Linked DNA regions of Homo sapiens: region 2 is linked to region 1. Evidence: read pairs that join two places in POLR2A ChIA-PET (ENCODE). Cell type or tissue: PC-9. All regions are shown on one strand. Each heading gives the region's core, and the rest is flanking DNA. Links, peaks and the distances in the headings are about the cores only. Region 1 has its middle 32 kb from the start of TRIB2. Region 2 overlaps LPIN1 (lipin 1).

Evidence for each region. Peaks named below come from ENCODE experiments on the same cell type or tissue, not always from the same donor. Only the 100,000 strongest peaks of a DNase experiment are listed, where the experiment ranks them.
Region 2: POLR2A ChIA-PET joins it to region 1 with 5 read pairs; 1 of 35 experiments calls an interaction of 5 or more read pairs at or near these places.

Annotation. Positions count from the first base shown.
Region 1 is chr2:12,683,366-12,686,276 of GRCh38, reverse strand. No RefSeq gene overlaps it. Among named protein-coding and RNA genes, the nearest start is that of TRIB2, 32 kb to the left of the region's middle. In PC-9, for the core only: no CTCF peak of the experiment used is centred there; a DNase peak (open chromatin) is centred at 1,556; H3K4me3 peaks cover 576 bases; H3K27ac peaks cover 318 bases.
Region 2 is chr2:11,821,254-11,824,164 of GRCh38, reverse strand. All of the region lies in intron 20 of LPIN1 (lipin 1), which reads right to left. Among named protein-coding and RNA genes, the nearest start is that of MIR4262, 14 kb to the left of the region's middle. In PC-9, for the core only: no CTCF peak of the experiment used is centred there; a DNase peak (open chromatin) is centred at 1,164.

The DNA.
Region 1 (2,911 bases), core at 289-2,788:
TCAGCCCTCCTTGATGTGAAGGCCAGGTGATTTGGGATTCCAGGCAGGAATGAGGCCGTGAGGCAGCACAGAGCATGGAGGGCGGTGGGGGGATGGAGGCAGGCAGCTAAGCGGCTTTTGTAAGGGCCTGAGCCCCTGACTGCTAGGCAGGCACCATATGCTCAAGGAGGTTCATTGGTTTTCATCTGTTACCAGGGACTCCATTCACTGGTTCCCCACCCACGGGAGCACCCACTGGATGGTGCATGGCAGACACCCACAAGGAAGACAGCACTGGCCTCACTGTAGGGCCGTGTGGTCTAAGGCAGACATCCTTACCGGCTGCACGTGAGGGTCATCCAGAGAGCTCTTAAAGCAGTGATGACTGAGCCCCACTCTAGACCAATTAAAGTAGAATCCCACTGGAAGCCATCTGTCCTTCCTCCCTGAAGGGCCAGGTTGGAGAGGAGGGTGTGCTCAAGGCCCTTTGGGACAGGGAGATGATGTGGAGATGAAGGGGCTCTGCTGCAGGAGGTGGCATGTGAGGGGCCTGGGTAGAGACTGTGGTGACTGACACTTTAGCCACTGGCTGAACAAAGGGCTCTAGTGGAAAGGCGCTGCTGGCCTGGGTCTAACTCCTGGACCTGTCCTGGTGACTTAGGTTTTTGTTTAACATCTCCATTTTTGAGCATCTTCAAACATAAACTACCACAAACTGGAGGGCTTAAGCAACAGACACTATCATCTTGCAGTTCTAGAGGCCAGAAGTTCAAGATCAAGGGTTTATAGGGCTGATCCCTTCTGGAGGTATAAGGGAGACCCTGTTCCTAGCCTCTCCCCCAGCTCCTGGGGGATTGTGGGCCACATCTGGCGTTCCTTGGCTTGTAGACTCCTCACTCCAATCTGATCTCTCCATTCATCTTCACACAGCGTTCTCACTGTGCGCCTGGCTCTGTGGTCAAATTTCCCCTTTATGTAAGGACATCAGTTATGTTGGATCAGGGCCCACCCTAATGACCTCATTTTGATTTGATTACCTCTGTAAAGATTCTAGCTCCAAATAAGGTCACATTACAAGGAACTGGGGGTGAGAACTTCAACATATGAATTTTGGGGGGGTGGGACCAAAATAAAAACCAATATTATTTCTACCCATTTTTTGCCATTAGGTGATAGAGTCTGCATAATATTATCTTATTAATCCTCCCCCAAACACTGTGTAATGTAGAGTATTAATCTTATTTTAGAAATGAAGAAACAAAGCTGCAAAGAAATGCAGTATCTGGCCTGGGATCACAAACAGAAAGCCGATGGTAGAGGCTTTTCGAAGGCAGGTTTGCCTATGTGTGATCCATTATGTTCCCATAGGATGGAGCAAGTCTGATTGAGCCCCACAAGCCCTTTCAGGCTTCTGAGGTCTGTATTTTTCTGTATGGGAAAGAATCAAGGCTGATTTGGCATTGCCATTGTCAAGAAGATGCAACTCGGCAGGACTCATGGAAAGGTATGCACGTATTGAATCAGTAACAGGATCCTGAAGTGCCAGCTGTCTTTCTTTATTCATAGCTTTTCATAGCTGGAGGTATAGTGCAGGAGGAGGAGGAGGAGGTAAGAGGAGGACAGGAGATTGTGTAATTCTTACAGGAAGAAAGCCAAAAGAAAAGGAAAAATGCAAGCCGTGTCGGCACACAGGCGACTGTACAGAAATAAGATGAGTGTTCAGCTGTGTCCTGAAATGGTCATGGAGCACTGGGCTAGAGGAAATGTTGCCTTTTGCAGTTTTGCTGGAGGCATAATCTAGACTTCATAAATTATCAGCCAGTCTGCTCTGCTCAGCTCAGCTTTGTTCAGAAAACATGTACTGAGAAGCTGTTTTAAGCTCCACATTCACATAGACCATGCTTTGCAGAAGCTCGGAGTCCATAGGGGCTGCAGACCCACAAAGGGATCACCATGGTACAATGTGCAGAAAAAAGCAGAGGCAAGTAAGGCAAAGCTGAGGGGAGGCTACCAAGCAAGCCTGGGCTGGGGGAGGAATCAAGGAGGACTTCTTGAAGGAGGTGATGGCTGAATCTTCAGAGATGAGCAGGCAGTAGCAGGGTAGAGGTGAGAAAGGCAATGGTACTAACAAAGGCACTCATGTGGAATAGCATGTGTGGTGACCAGTGTGCATGGGTATTTTAATTTGGGCTAAATGTGCCTCTTGTGATGAGATGAATAATGCCAAGCTTCTTTTGCAGGCTGAAGTCGGCACACCTGCCTAGCCTCCTTCATTAGCATCTCATGGGGACTGGAATATATGGTTCCTTCACCATTGTAATTGTGCCTTGGCTCAGTAAGCTTTCAGTTGCCAAAAAAATACTTAGCGGAATATGAATCAGAAAAATCAAAGCACTTTAAGAAAAGGATTAATTATTAACAGCGTTATCTATTAAAGCTTAGCACTTAGAAAAGAGCTACAAATTGGTTCTGAATATGGCAGTGTAGAGATTCTGGACATACTTATATGGGTCTTGTGCCATAACATCTTGCAAAGTGTTTAGCTGACCCAGGTAATTCAAGAAGAAGTTCATATAACCCCTGCTATTAAAATTCTTCCATTACTTTCTTTGAGAACACCCAAAGATTAGCCAAACATTAGGGAACATATCCTGCTGTGGCAAAGCTTTGTGTACTGTGTCTTCCTGCTGATCAAGTGATGCTTCGTTTGTAAAAGTAACAAGGGGCAGAAATTCAGAAAAAGAGATTTTGTTCATATAAATAACCTCCCTTCCACTGCGTTATGCTAACAGACGTATCACATGAAACAATCATATCACAGAGATACATTTTTCCTTGCAACAAAAACCTGTTTTCTTTGTAATGTTAATCCTAATGTGGTTTTTAGAAGAAAATTAAATATTGATGAACTTGTGGATAGTACTGTGTCTTA
Region 2 (2,911 bases), core at 192-2,691, 860 kb after region 1:
TTACTAGCTGCGTGATCGTGGGCAAATGGCGTAACCTCTCTAAGCCAATTTCCTCCACTGTAAAGGGAGGAAAATAAAAACTATGCCACAGTTTTAAGGATAATTTAAATAAAATAACATATGCAACATTAAAATAATGTATACTGGGTGCTCAAATGTATCTAAATGACAAATTATCAACACGTCTTAGAGAAAAAAGCCCTGGTTGGCATGACGGTCAAGAGACCCGGGCTCTCCTGCTTGCTGTAACCTTGGACAATTGTCTTGCCCTCTTGGAGCCCTTCGTCTTTATAGTCTGTGGAGCTGAATTAGAGCAGGGCTTCCCAATGCTTCCTACAACGTTCTCTTGCTCTCTTTTATTTGCATGCCCAAAAATATGTTGCATGTTAGTTTCTGTGGCTTATACTATGAAAAGAAAGTTGCTATTGCTATATTGAATATGCATGTTCAGACCTCCAGGCACCTCCAAACTGAGATTCTGGCACACCCAGCCCACTGCCAGCCATCCCCAGATTCCTCCTTGACAGTCACTGATCACTGTCTAGTTCCAAATTGCTAAGAACCTAAAGGAACTTCCAAAATCCAGACTCCAGAAGTGTGCATGTTCTGAGGTATAAAATAATGTACTAAATGAAGCCGAGTGTGTATATTTAATAAAGGACCTCCAAAGGACTTATGAGAAACAGTGTGCTTGCACAAAATGGGAAAGTGACGTCTCCTAATACAAAACCAAGAGTTATGTCTTTCCTTGGGATTCAAACAAACAGACAGATTTTTAAAATACCTCCCGGCTTTAAGGCTTATTTGTCTGAGGTTTGTGGCTGCGGCAGCAGGGCCCCTCCCTGCAGGCTTGACTACAAGGCCGCGGTGCACTGGAACCAAACCCACTCTCACACTCCCTGAGCGGCCAGGCCGAGTTCCATCTGCGCGCCTCCCCCAGACCGACCTCCACACACAGTGCTCCTCCCAAGCAGGCAGAGCTTACGCACAGACACTCGCAAACGAAAGGGAAAAAGAACTGAGCTGCTCCCGCTGTGTGGCCCCAGCCTCTGAAGACATTTCAGATGACTGTCCCAGTTCTGAATGACAAGCATCTACTTGGCTCAGAAATAGCTATACCAAGTTCAGCGCCAGAGAAATGTGAGCTTCCTGGGGGAGGAGATTTACTCTCTCACAGGAACAACCCCGCCTCCAGTCCAGGTGTAAAATGTCAACATCCCCTGGCAATGAGTAAAGTCTGCAGAGCTCCACCCTAGGCCAAGCCATGGGCGAGGTGTGCATTTTAACCCTAGAGCCTCAGTCAATGCAATGACCGCAGAGGCCACCTAGCCAAACCCTCTCAGATGCTGGAGTCCCTCTTTCCATGCGTGCATGGCAAGACCTGCCACTTTCCCATTCCTGGACAGCGTCTCATTGGTTCAAAGTTCTTTTTGATCCTGATATGGTTTGGCTGTGTCCCCACCCAAATCTCATCTTGAATTCCCACGTGTTGTGGGAGGGACTCAGTGGAAGTTAACTGAATCATGGAGGCAGGTCTTTCCCATGCTGTCCCTGTGATAAAGTCGCATGAGATCTGATGGTTTTATAAGGGGGAGTTTCCCTGCACGAGCTCTCTTTCTGCCTGCTGCCATCCATGTAAGACATGACTTGATCCTCCTTGCCTCCTTTGACCATGATTGTGAGGTCTCCCCTTTTTTTTTTAATTTTTTTTTTTTTAGATGGAGTCTCACTCTGTCACCCAGGCTGGAGGGCAGTGGCATGATCTTGGCTCACTGCAACCTCCGTCTCCTGGGTTCAAGTGATTCTTCTGCCTTAGCCTTCCAAGTAGTTGGATTACAGGTGCAAGCTGCCATGCCTGGCTAATTTTTTTTTTTTTTTTTTTTTTTTGGCATTTCTAGTAGAGACAGGGTTTCACCATGTTGGTCAGGCTGGTCTTGAACTCCTGACCTCAGGTGATCCACCCACCTCGGCCTCCCAAAGTGCTGGGATTATAGGCATGAGCCATCGTGCCCAGCCTAAATCCTTTCTCCTGTATAAATTACCCAGCCTTGGGTCCATGTCTTTATTAACAGCATGAAAACAGACTATAACACAGATCCTAAATAGAAACCCAGTAGGTCCTCTCCAGCCTGGGGAATGAGAGGGGAGTGGGAACGAGACATTGTCACAGTCAGCCACTTAGAACAGTGGAGGTGGCAGAAACCGCAAGGAAGGGTTAAGAAAGGAATCAAGTTCCTGCTGTTTTTCTGCCAATCAGGAAGCAGCCTGGCACTGCCTCGCCTTCTGCAGGAGGGAACAGGGCCTTGGCTCCAGCCTCCCCTCTCTCTGCACAAACCTTGAGGACTGCTTGGGTACTGGCATGACTGCAGGGTGAGAGGAGTCTTGTGGGGCAGCCCCAGGACTCCTGTTAGCCTAGAACTGCCCTATTGACACTCAGTTAGAATCCAACTAGTTTAAGGACCATCTTGAAAGTAAAAATCTGCCCTAGAGAGAACTTATCTCTCTATCTAAAACCACAGAAGCTACATGGAGAAAACCAATCCTTAGGAATCTCCTAGAACCAAACTCCCCCAGTCTAACTCCTCCAGATAAAGAGGAACCCCTCGGGCTATCTGGGGCCACTAAGGCCAGAGGCTCTTTTGTTTTTTGAGACAGAGTCTAGCTCTGTCGCCCAGGCTGGAGTGCAATGGCACGATCTGGGCTCACAGCAACCTCTGCCTCCCGAGTTCAAGTGATTCTCCTGTCTCAGCCTCCTGAGTAGCTGGGATTACAGGCATGCACCACCACACCTGGCTAATTTTTCTATTTTTAGGAGAGACGGGGTTTCTCCATGTTGGTCAGGCTGGTCTCGAACTCCTGACCTCAGGTGATCCACCCACCTCAGCCTCCCAAAGTGCTGGGATTACAGGCA